Regions from separate parts of the Homo sapiens genome. Here region 1 is linked to region 2. Evidence: chromatin contacts called from ENCODE Hi-C or POLR2A ChIA-PET data. All regions are on one chromosome and are shown on one strand. Each heading gives the region's core, a stretch centred on a gene start or an enhancer-like site at or near the end of the contact. The rest is flanking DNA. Distances are from core to core; before and after follow the strand shown.

Evidence for each region. Hi-C counts contacts between places; a loop is a spot of excess contacts on that map. ChIA-PET counts read pairs that join two places held with the same protein, here RNA polymerase II (POLR2A).
Region 1: a loop to region 2 is called in a map of dorsolateral prefrontal cortex, with 6 times the contacts of the local background. The contact joins the promoter of MAPRE3 here to the enhancer-like site in region 2. A Hi-C loop is called at or near these places in 1 of 168 maps with a recorded cell type or tissue (dorsolateral prefrontal cortex). POLR2A ChIA-PET finds 5 or more read pairs at or near these places in 1 of 52 experiments (activated naive CD4-positive, alpha-beta T cell).

Annotation. Positions count from the first base shown.
Region 1 is chr2:26,967,863-26,973,604 of GRCh38, forward strand. MAPRE3 (microtubule associated protein RP/EB family member 3) reads left to right here and starts at 2,775. Exons shown (of 7, transcript NM_012326.4): 1 at 2,775-2,940. RefSeq lists a silencer at 2,660-2,989.
Region 2 is chr2:25,378,089-25,383,910 of GRCh38, forward strand. It overlaps DTNB (dystrobrevin beta), which reads right to left. Exons shown (of 21, transcript NM_021907.5): 19 at 5,748-5,801; 20 at 1,202-1,235. The coding sequence ends at 1,231. Among named protein-coding and RNA genes, the nearest start is that of DNMT3A, 39 kb to the left of the region's middle. Within about 2 kb of position 3,068, at least 2 of the 41 ENCODE cell types and tissues checked have a DNase peak (open chromatin) inside an H3K27ac peak, as active enhancers do.

The DNA of each region.
Region 1 (5,742 bases), core at 1,525-4,024, 1.6 Mb after region 2:
ATTTATATCCAGAATATATAGAGAAATCCTAAAACTCAACAACAATAAACAAACGGTCCGATTCAAAAATGGACAAAGGACTTGACTAGACATTCGTGCAAAGAAATTACACAAATGATCTATAAGCACTAAGACAACATAAAAAGTCGTCCAGCAAGCACCCTGCTGTTTAAGTTTCAGCCACCTTCTGACTCACACCTTGAGCTAGAACCATCCAACTGCGGGCTTTCTGAATTCCCATCCCACAGAAATAGAGATAACGAAATGGTTGTTGCTTTAAACCACTGAATTGGAGTGATTCATTTTGTAGCAATAGTTAATGGCACATAGTAAAATGTTAATATGTAGAGAATCTGGGTGAAGGGTATATAGGAACTCTTTGTAGAATGGTCCTCTACCTTGTGTATGACAAAGGGGTGGGGTTACAAGGATCATAGCTTCTTCTCAGGATTACTCAGGACAGTCTACACCACCCAAGTCTATACCTGTAACAATGAAGCTGAGCTGGAACTTCAGAATGGGAAAGCAAGATAAACTGAGCGTGCGACTTCCCTATTGCCTTGGTGACACCCAGATACCCTGCAGATGCAGTTAGAAACAGCTCCAGTTGTCCAACTCTGTGGCTAGAAAAAAGTGTAGCCTGGGTTTTTACTCTCCTAACCCCTTGATTTGTTTTGGGAATTATTGTCTACAAAGAGCTCTCTCCTTTCTGATAATTGCTTTAGGTGGAAGAAGAGAGGATATGCTGTGTCCCCTCTCTTTTCTTACTTACTCTATTTGTAACTTTCTTCTTTTTTCCCCAAGAAAATGGGCTTAGTTGGGGTGCTTTGGCACCAATAGTCCTGCGGCGGAATCTGTGGGAGCTAGACAGGGAGATTTGGAAGAGAATGCTAGGTTGTGAGCTCTTGCTTTTGAGTTGTTTGAAGAGAATGCTGCATCTCTGGCATGTCAACAAGCCCAGCAGAATCCAGTAACGTTCACCAAGAAGGCTTGATTAGAGCTGGTTAGGGGATGATCAGGATGGTTAGGTGTGAAGAGCTTACGCTGATTATGGAGGGTATGGGAGTCACGGGGTTGGTACCCAGTGAGGAAATTTACCTTAGTAGAAACATTTGGGATAGTGTAGAAGAGAGAAGAGCTAGAGGCGAGGATTCAGGAAATAGAGAATGCCAGAGTCTCAATTAACAGGATGGAAAGCTAAGGAGATGAAAGACTTATAATAGTAGCATAGTACTAAAAGACAAACTATGTGTAAAGGTATTAGAAATGGGGACTGGGACTCTGAGGCAGTTAGGCCAGAGAAAAGAAGAAGGAAAAGATTTGTCTTCATTTGATTCAATTACATAAGCATTTCTCAGAATCTGCTATGTGTCACATGCTGTGGTGGATGCTGAGGGAGCTGATGAAAAAGACAGAATTCCTGCCCACCAGGGTCACATAGTCTGGAGACACAGACACGTAAACAAATGACGATAGTGTAAGGTGTGTGTAAGAAAGGAGGAATGTACAGGGTTGGTACAAAGGTGACCTCAAGGCATCCATGGGAATCAGGGCTGAGGGAGGAAGAGCCAGAAGACATCAGCACAAAGAGAACCAAGATGCTGAAGTCACAGGGGGAAAGAACATACTGGAGCCCCGGGCAGAGCAGTGCTGGACAAGGACAGCAAGTGTGGAGAGGAAAGGGAGATCCAGAAGAACCGAGGAGATCCATAACAGCATGCTTGGAGGAGGAAATTCGGGAAAACGAATGGACATGTCAGAGGGAGCTAGTTATGAGGAAGTGGACTGCAAACCAGATAGTGAGCAAGATGAAGAAATGAGGTGTTTATCCTTGCAATGGGAGAGAGACAATAAGGCTGACAAAAACTCAAGTGGTCTGTGGATAGACGATTTCGTTAGCTCGATTTAAGGGTAAAGGGCACACTCTCTGGTAGGAGATGAAAGGGGATGTTTAAAACAGGTAGAAAAAAATTGGGCCGGGCGCGGTGTCTCACGCCTGTAATCCCACCACTTTGGGAAGCCGAGGCAGGTGGATCACCTGAGGTTAGGAGTTCGAGACCAGCCTGGCCGACATGATGAAACCCCTGTCTCTACTAATAATACAAAAACTTTGCCAGGCATTGTGGCGCACGCCTGTAATCCCAGCTACTCGGGAGGCTGAGGCAGGAGAATTGCTTGAACCCAGGAGGCAGAGGTTGCAGTGAGCCAAGATCGCGCCAGTGCACTCTAGCCTGGGCGACAAGAGTGAAACTCCGTCCCAAAAAAAAAGAAAAAAAAATGAATTTGGGAATTAGAGAAAAAGACTGTGATTGGAACCCACACACCAAGAGAGGAGATAAAACCCAGCCTTAGCTCTTCCATGTCGCTGAAAGAGAAGAAAACGTCTCTTTTTCCTTTTCCGTAGCCATAAAAGATGAAAATCCGTCATCCAGCTACTGAAATCAGGTGCACACGGTTGTTCCTCCTGTGATGAGACAGGGCGGAGGGATTGTTACCCTGTTGCCAGGGAAAAAGGAAGGGGCTGTTCCCAGTTGCTATGGTGACGAGGTAGGCGCGTTCCCTCGGTACCGCCGCACACGTCTGAAGCGGTCTCTTCTCCTCGTTGCTACGGCAACGCAGTGGGCCTGTTCCTGTCGCCCCCCGCCTCCCGCCGCAATCGCTAAGGCAAGGTGGAGGTAGGGGCTGTCCTCCCGCGGCTCAGTTGCCTTGGAGACGGCGGGTGCCCTGGCCCCGCCCCGCTCGGACTGACAGCGGCGGCCGCATCGCGCCTGCGCAGTGCCCTCGTCCCCCGCAGTCTCTGTGCGTTGAAGCCGGAGACCGCGGCGGCCTCAGCGAGGACCCTCCGCCCCGGAGCCGCCGGCCGGAGCCGCAGCCTCTGCCGCAGCGCCCCCGCCACCTGTCCCCTCCCCCTCCGCCTCCGCCGGAGCCGCCTCGTGCACTGTGAGTCCGGGCCGAGGCGACGGACGCCGTGGGGCTGAGTCAGCGGGAGGCCAGGGCCCGGGCTGGGGGAGGGGAACCGGGCTCCCCCCGCCCCTGCCTCCCCACCCGCACTCCCGCATCCCGACCGCGCCTTCCCCGCGCCGGTCAACCCCCTCCATCCCTGTCGCCGGGTTCCCTCCGGCCTTGGCGGCCCGGCCTCCCCAGCCACTCCCCCTCCCCTTCCCTCCCCTCCCCTTCCCTCCGTCTCTCCGGGTCCACCTTGAGGCTCCTTCCCCACTAGACGTGGCCACCGCACCTCTGCCCTGGGCTGATATTTTCTCCAAACTACCTCCCGTCCGCCCTTATCCCTTCTCCCTCCTCCTCACTCCTCCTAGGCCTGACATCTCCCGGCCTCTCTGGATCTCCCCAGTGATGTGCCAGAAAAAGAGTGACAGGAGAGCGAGGGGAGACTTGGGGGAGGGGGAACATCGGGCCAGGCCCAGCCTGGGGGCCTCGGGTTTCTTCCCCACACGCTCCTGCCTGGCTGGTTTGGGGAAGCAGGTCTGGACAGTTCTCACTGGCTGCTCAGAGCTTGCAGGGCTTTCCGAATAGATTTGGCTGGGAAGGGTTCAGCCCCATCGTGATCATCTAGCGTTTAATGAACGCGGCTAGTGCCTGGTGGCCTTCTAGTGGGCTGAGCTACTGCCCGGCCGGTGTTGCGGAGCGGGGAGTAGAAGTAGTGGAGGGAAGGGAGAAGAGGTTGCGTTTGGGAGCTCCAAGTTCCTGCGCTTCCGGTGTGGTGTTGTGAATAAGCATCTTGCGGAACTCTTTAAAATGCTTTTTTTTTTTTTTAAATCGCACTACAACCCTGGTATAATGTGAGGTTTGGAAAAAGGCCTGATACCATCCATAGGAAGTGCTTACTGTTTATATATGAAGGGGCTGTGGCAGGACTTGATCTTGGATTCCTGTAAATTAACTAATTGGATAGTAGTGAGTTTTTAACATAACGTGTGCAGAGTTGAGAGGAAGGAGAAAAATCGAAGCTTCTCCATGGTGTAGGTGTGAGGCCTGTACACTGTGCCTCCTCCAGCTGTGTGTCTTTGTGGGGCTGTCACCAGATAGGGGTTCTAGCATATTTGGACAATTCCCTGGGTTATGTTTGCTACCCCTCCACCTGCCCATCTTGCAGTCCCTGTTCTTGGAATAGAAGAGGGTCCCAAACAGTTTTCTTTTTCCAGAAGAACTGAGTTGAAGTCAGAGTTAGTGCCCAGAGCCAGAAACTCTTAATAAACATGTCTCAACTTGAGGGCCCCTAACTACTATATGACCTCATTGTCAGCTTCTTTTTTATTTGGCTTCCAAATTTCAGTGTGCTTTTAGAAAGCACGTGTAAATATAAGCCAGATCTACCGCACAAGAGGCTTTGGGATTTTTACTCCAGATGGTAAAAGGAACGCATGGTCCATTTCTAAAAATCATGGTGAAGGAGCCACTCATTTGGAGTTTCCGGGGTTGCAAACAATGAGAAATAACTATTTCACTCTTTACTTTGCTCAATCATGGCCTATTGGCAGCCTCCTCATAGCCACTCCCTGCCCCCATGCCCATCAGATTAGTTTACAGTAGCCAAGACGGCTGTCGCCCTAGTTTTAAACATAGAGATGAAGTTCAGGAAAACTATAGCCCCCATCCAGCAGGGCAGTTTCTTCTGTTTCGAATGCCAGACTGGGGTTTGGTGGGATGCACCTGCCTGTGGTGCAGTGGGAACTGTGGGGCCTGAGAGTGGCATTCCTTCTGTGTGGTCCTGTGTCACATAGCTCACCAAAATACCCGAGCAGGGCAGGAGCAGACAGCTGTACTGGAGAGCTGCTCCTCCTGGGCTGAGTGTATTTTGGGAATCAGCGATATTACTGGGGTGGAGGGTTGTGAATTAAGGAGGAAGAAAATGTGTCAAGGCTAGATAGATCAGGAGGGTGTAAGTAAAATGTTCCTTTCCAGTTTGCTATGGGATAGTACATTTTCAGAGGATCAGAGTAGTTTTTATATGGATTAATTTGCCTTTGAAATCCATACCAGTGTTTTATGAGATAATGATGGAATGCCTTTTAAACTGCTACTATGAGGAAACAGGACTAATACTTGTCTTATACATTGCCTATCCAGCTGTTGCTGAATGTAATTGTTAAGATCAAGGAGAGGGACATGATTTGAACCAAGTTAGACCTAAATCTATGTAATGGTATTGAGGTTTTGTAGGACTGTATTCTTGATTCTAAGACACACCAGCAATTTACCAATAGCTTTTAGGTAAAATAATCTAATGCTACCAGATCAAAATATATATGCTGATTCCAAGGTGCATCCTCATTTTAGAAACATTAAAACCCTCGGGAAATGGCAAGACTTGAGGGAGGGATTTGTGAATCTTGGAACTGAGAAAGAATGCTATTGATAGTATTCCTGTGTGATGATGCCGTTTCTGACCTACCGTCCTGAGAGTGCATGCATTGTGAAGCTGAGTTTCTTCTAGTCCTTCCTGCACGCCAGCACACATTGTGGGGTTGTATTTGTAAGATGACTGGCTGGAGTTAGGCATAGTAGGAGGCTATTGAACGGAGGAAAGTTCCCATATGAGAATCCAACCCAGGGTCTTAATGTGGTACTCTCCAGAAACTGAGCCAACTAACTGGCAGCAAACGTCTTATGAGCTATTCCTGAATTTAGCCGAGTAACATTTGTCAGAAGCCGAACAGAAAATATAGTTTTTTTTTTTTTTTTTTTGAGACGGAGTCTCGCTCTGTCGCCCAGGCCGGACTGCGG
Region 2 (5,822 bases), core at 1,818-4,317:
GGCGGTGGGGGCACATGGCTCTGCCACGTTCCCTTGCACCCCAGTTCCTTCTGCCCCGGGGAGAGAGGGGCTCTGGCAGGCTCCTGCAGGGCGAGTCAGTTCCTGATTTCCCTCCTCGGCTGCCACGGCCTAGGCTTGCTTGGGAAAGGGCCTTGCCTGAATGTGCACAGTGAGTTTAGGGAGAAGCCTCTCTCCAAGCCCCTGGGGCGCTGTGATTTCCAGGGCAGCGAGAGAATGTGCGTGGCCCAGGTGCTGCCCTCTCCTCAGCTCGCACAATCCAGAGTCAGCGCAGGCCGAGGCTGCAGGGGCCCCGGGGGAGCGGGCAGAGGCCTTCAATGGCCTGGCGCGGTTGGGCAGAGAGGGCCAGAGGCTATTCCAGGATGACACGACTTGGGAGGGTCTGAAAAAACCCCTTTTCTGGATTGTGCAGCTAGGGCCCTGACTTCTTTATTCGAGGAAGATGCCTAATTTTTAAATATAAGAGGTGGGGGGGTGGGAGGAGGGGAGGGAAGACAAGATTTTAAAATGGAGAAGTCTGATATCTTGGTGCTGGGACTAGAAAGAATTAAGGTGTTGAGCTGGAAAATGGGAATGACTAATTCCTAAAGGCAATGAGCATCTGCCACTGGAGCAGTCCGTACTTTTCTGCATTGCTTCTTCAGGAAGTGAGAAGGTGCAGCTTGGCCGGGCACCATGGGAAGCGGCTTGGTCAGCCCTGTAGTCAGTGTGATCCTGCATGAATCACATGTCTGTGGGTCAGGGACTGTGATTCGGTGCAGTGCTGGGTGACAGAATCCAGGGACGCACTGGCTGTGGTTTGGATCCCAGGAAGGAAGTGGGCAGTGGCTGTGGGAAAGGAGCATGGGAGGCAGTGCTCCCCAGGGAGGTGGCCTTGCTCAGCACACCCTGTTTCAGCCAGCAGTGTCGGGTCTGCCAATGCCATCCCAACACAGAGGACACCAGGCCATGCCCAAGGACCAGGCCTGCAGACAGTGCTGTGCAAGACAGGACACAGCCTAGAAACAGGGCAAGGAGGGCACATGGCTGGGGTGGGCAAAGGGAAGGGACAGTTGGGCTCTTGCATCTTCACCTGTTAGGACTGCCCTGGCTAGGGACCTGTGACTGCAGGAAGGGAGGGGAAGGGAAGATGCTGAGGAAGGAGGGAGGGGCCGTGGGGAGGCAGAGGACTCTTTGTACTCACCTGAGCTTCCTCTGTGTCCGGCTCCTCTGCTAACCTGTGGCAGCATGGGCAGAAACAACACACTGAGGTCACGGCCAGGTCTTCTCATGCCCCAGACTATCTCAAAGGGGCTTCCCTGACCAACCCACCCCAGGGGCTTCCTTGCTTCTCCCGTTACTCGTTTGTTGACTTTTCCCACCCAGGTATGACAGCAGGGTAGAGTCATACTTTCTACTACTGTAGCCAACCCGAGGCAGCCATGGAGACAGATGCTTCTCAGGAGAAGGAAAGTCATTAAAAAATGGAATCAAAACTCCTTAAATCCAGGGAGCAGTTACATGAGGGGGGCAAAGCCCACTCAGCTCTGAAAGTTCCCCAAGGGAACATGACTGCGCCTTGAGTGAGGGCGGTCCCCCTCCTGCAGATGGTCTGCTTTGAAAAGCCCTGCGCTTGCTCACCCGAGGCTCGAGCACTGCCTGGCCCCTCCTGAGCCTGTTCTGTTCTCTGAGGGCCATTGCTGTCCAGCCTTGCACCAGGGCTCTTTATGGATGCAAACTGGATTTACAGCCCCCACACCGGGATGGCAGGGTATGGGAGGGGAGACTGTGAAGGACACAGGAGCATAACATGAGGCTGTGGAGGGTGGAGATGATGTACTATGGGGGAAGGTGTGTTAGTCTGTGCTTCTTCTATGTGTCTTGGTTACACTTCTCTTGAGGAGATGCAGAGGAGGAAGGGTACCCCGATGGAGCAGAAGCATTCCCCAGGATGCAGCCAGCCAGCCAGGGGTGAACAGGGAGAGGCGTGAGGCAGGGGTGAATATGGCAGGGAAGTTCAGCTTGGTCTAGATTCTTCAAAAGTTCCATTTGACTCTCACAGTTTCCTTATCGAGCAGACTATGTTTGCCTGATGGTGCTGACCAAATTCTGTTTATATTACGTCAGTATGGTTTCAACCCCAAAGAAGCAAATATACTCTCTCTCTTTACGGTTGACAGTTACAGATCTCTGGTGTCCAGGTGACTGCAGTTAGTCCTAGGTCTGTAAAATCTCAGGCCTAGCTCATGGCAGAGAATCAGGAGGTCCACCCATAAAAACACTTAGTCTTATAAAAATGCCCATGTATGAGCTACGTTGTAGTTTCAGGGACATATCCTAGAACCTATATAATGTGGAGAGCCAAACATAAAAAACTCTACCATCTCTCACCCCAACTCTTAACACTCTTGGCCTTAGGGATGACACCAGAAAGTCACATACGTAAAAATTCAGGCATTCCCACAAAAAGATTTCACATAGACATACAGACATTCTGGTATATGCACTGAAAGACAGACAAGGAGCTCTAAGGGCAAGAGGCACAGAAAGACAGAAGAGATGCAGACAGGGCAGTGCAGGTGTAAAGACAGTGCCCTGGGGCCTGGAGTGCCGGGAAAGGGAAACCCAGTCTGATGCGAACAGGGCAGTGCACGTGCAGAGACAGTGCCCTGGGGCCTGGAGGCCCGGGCGAGGGAAACCCAGTCTGATGTGGACAGTGGAGTGCAGGTGCAAAGACAGCACCTTGGGACCTGGAGGCCCGGGCAAGGGAAACCCAGTTTGATGTGGACAGGGGAGTGCAGGTGCAGAGACAGCACCCTGGGGCCTGGAGGGCTGGGCAAGGGAAACCCAGTCTGATTCCCATGTGAGGCATGGCCCACACTCAGACTCGAACCAGGATAAGGGCTAGAGTTCGTGGCCAGGGCAAGGCCTCAGTGGCTGGGGCAGTCCTAGGTTTGCTTTGGTGGAGTGAAAAGGACTGAGGAGAGGCCATGGGAAAAAGCTACTGGGGAAGGGAGGGGCAGGTGAAGGGAGGCCAGAGATGCAGCTGTTATGTCTTCAGCCAGGAACATTCCACATGAATGCTAGGATTTGGTTGGCATGTGCATGTGCATGTGCGTGTGCGTGTGTGTGCGCGTGTTTGCAGCATGTGTTTACACCAGTGTAAATTTATCTGTGTATCTCTTCACCTTTTGCCCTCCTGCCTTCTTTCTTGTCTGTGTGGGTAAGTCAATTGTTTCTACATTTCTATGAAGCATTCCTGGATGTCTGAAACACTACTGCTCTCTAATGTGACCTTTTATTTTTATTTTTTAGATAGGGCTTTGCTCTGTTATCCAGGCTGGAATGCAGTGGCGTGACTATAGCTCACTGCAGCCTTAAACTCCTGGGCTCAAGCAGTCCTCCTGCCTCTGCCTCCAAAGCAGCTGGGACTACAGGTGTGCACTACCACATCCGGCTAATTTATTTTTTGTAGAGATGGGGTCTTGCTATGTTGCCTATGCTGGTCTCAAACTCCTGGCATCAAGTGATCCCCCTGCCTCAGCCTCCTAAAGTGCTGGGATTACAGGTGTAAGCCACCATGCCCAGCCTAGTCTGACCTTTTGGTGTCCGTGCCACATATGTCATTCTCATCAACTCGTTGGCGCTGCTGTCCACTTCCTCCCAGGCCTAGCTCAGACTCACTAGACGATTTCAGAATCTGCAGAATCTTCTTCCTCTTCTCCCAGTTTCTTCCTCAGCAATTTCAGGGTCCTTGCTGACAAATTCCTTGCCCCGTGAGACTCCAAAGACGACCCTGTCTTAGCCACTCCAGCCCCTATGGGCCAAGAATGCTCCAGACCCACTGTCCTGTAGGTTTCCCTTTCTTGTCACAGCTTCCTTACCTGTATCTCCCACTTGGCTTCTACCCTTCCTTAAGTAAGACCACTCCACTTCCCTTAGTCTACCAGTTCAGCTCAGACTAAACCATGGGCATTGGAGTTGAACTCAGGCTGTGCCATTTATCAGCTGGCAGGTTCTTTCACTCCCCCGAGCCTTGTTCAGAATTCCTCCCTGGGAGGGCTGCTGCTGGCTCCTCCTCATGCTTCCTGCTCTCCCTACCTTCACCTCCTTGGGGTGACCAGCCATTGCATTTCTCTCCCCGATAAGGTACTCTCTATCTCATCACCCCATTTATTTCCTTTGATTTGTTCATTTATTGACCTCCTACTAAGCACCAGGCACTGGAACACAACATGAACAAAACAGACTAAAATCTCTGCCTTGAGGAGCTGATGTTTAGGAGGAATCCAGCAACTAACACATTAATGCACAACAGAAAGAACAGCTCACCCTCAAATGTCCAAAGAAAATTTTGTTTTCTGTTCAGTATAACATAGAAGGATGAAGATTAAGAGCACGAAGTTTGGAGTCAGAAAGACCCAGTTCTCTGCCTTTTTTTTTTTTTTTTTTTTTTTTTTTGAGACAGAGTCTCTCTTTGTTGCCCAGGCTGGAGTGCAGTTGCGTGATCTTGGCTCACTGCAACCTCTGCCTCCTGAGTTCAAGGGATTCTCCTGCTTCAGCCTCCCGAGTAGCTGCGATTACAGGCATGCACCACCACACCTGGCTTATTTTTGTATTTTTAGTAGAGACAGGGTTTCACCATGTTGGCCAGGCTGCTCTCGAATTCCTGGCCTCAAGTGATCCGCCCGCCTCGGCCTTCCAAAGTGCTGGGATTACAGGTGTGAGCCACCACGTCTGGCCTAAATCTCTGCCGTTTAACAGCTACATGAACAACATCTCTCTGAGCCTATTTCCTCATGGGTAAAATGGGGATATTCGAATCTGTCTCACAGTGTTAAGGATTAGATGAGATCATCATACGTGAAAATCATTCCCTGCAGCTCTTCCCAGATGTCATGTGTTAAGCAGGTTCGATATATAATGAAACTAGGAAGGCACTACTGTCCTTTGCTGACACCTTCCCTTCTTGGTTTTATTCTTCCATGAAGCCACAAAACCATTTGGCTATTCTAGTCCACAACAATCTCTTCCTTTTCAGAAACCCTTATTATACTTATATGCTGAAAGTTTTATGATTAGCTTTTTCTGCCACTTCATTTGATCTATTTATTTTGCATTTTTGGTCTTTTTTTTTTTTTTTTTTGGAGATGGAGTTTCACTCTTGTTGCCCAGGACGGAGTGCAGTGGTGTGATCTCGGCTCACTGCAATCTCTGCCTCCCAGGTTCAAGTGATTCTCCTGCCTCATTCTCCCCAAGTAGCTGGGACTACAGGCGCCTGCCACCACACCTGGCTAATTTTTTGTATTTTTAGTAGAGATGAGGTTTCACTATGTTGGCCAGCCTGCTGGTCTTGAACTCCTGACCTTGTGATCCACCCGCCTCAGCCTCCCAAAGTGCTGGGATTACAGGCGTGAGCCACCGCACCTGGCCTGGTCTTGCTTTATTAACTAGATCATAAACTTCTCCAGTCAAAGGGTCATCTTTTGTGTTCTACTTGTATCTACTTCCTGTATCCCAACTACCTATCCCAGGATCAGGAAATGAGGAAGCTCTTGGTGATCGACTGACCTTGTCACCTGGAAGGTAAAACCTGACTGTCAGATGGGAAAAGTAGGTACAGGGACCTCGGGTCCGAAAGCTCTGGGAAAGGTGGTGGCAGGGAGGAATGCAGAAACAAAGTGGGGGGCGGCTGATCCATGAGCTCGGGCTCCCCATTTAAACGAGCAGTCCTGCTGAGCTGCCTTTACCTCTGTCTTTCCCATTCTGCATCTTCTCTTCTTCTTCCTCTGCACCTTCCTCTGCTGTGAAAACAAGTCCAAGGA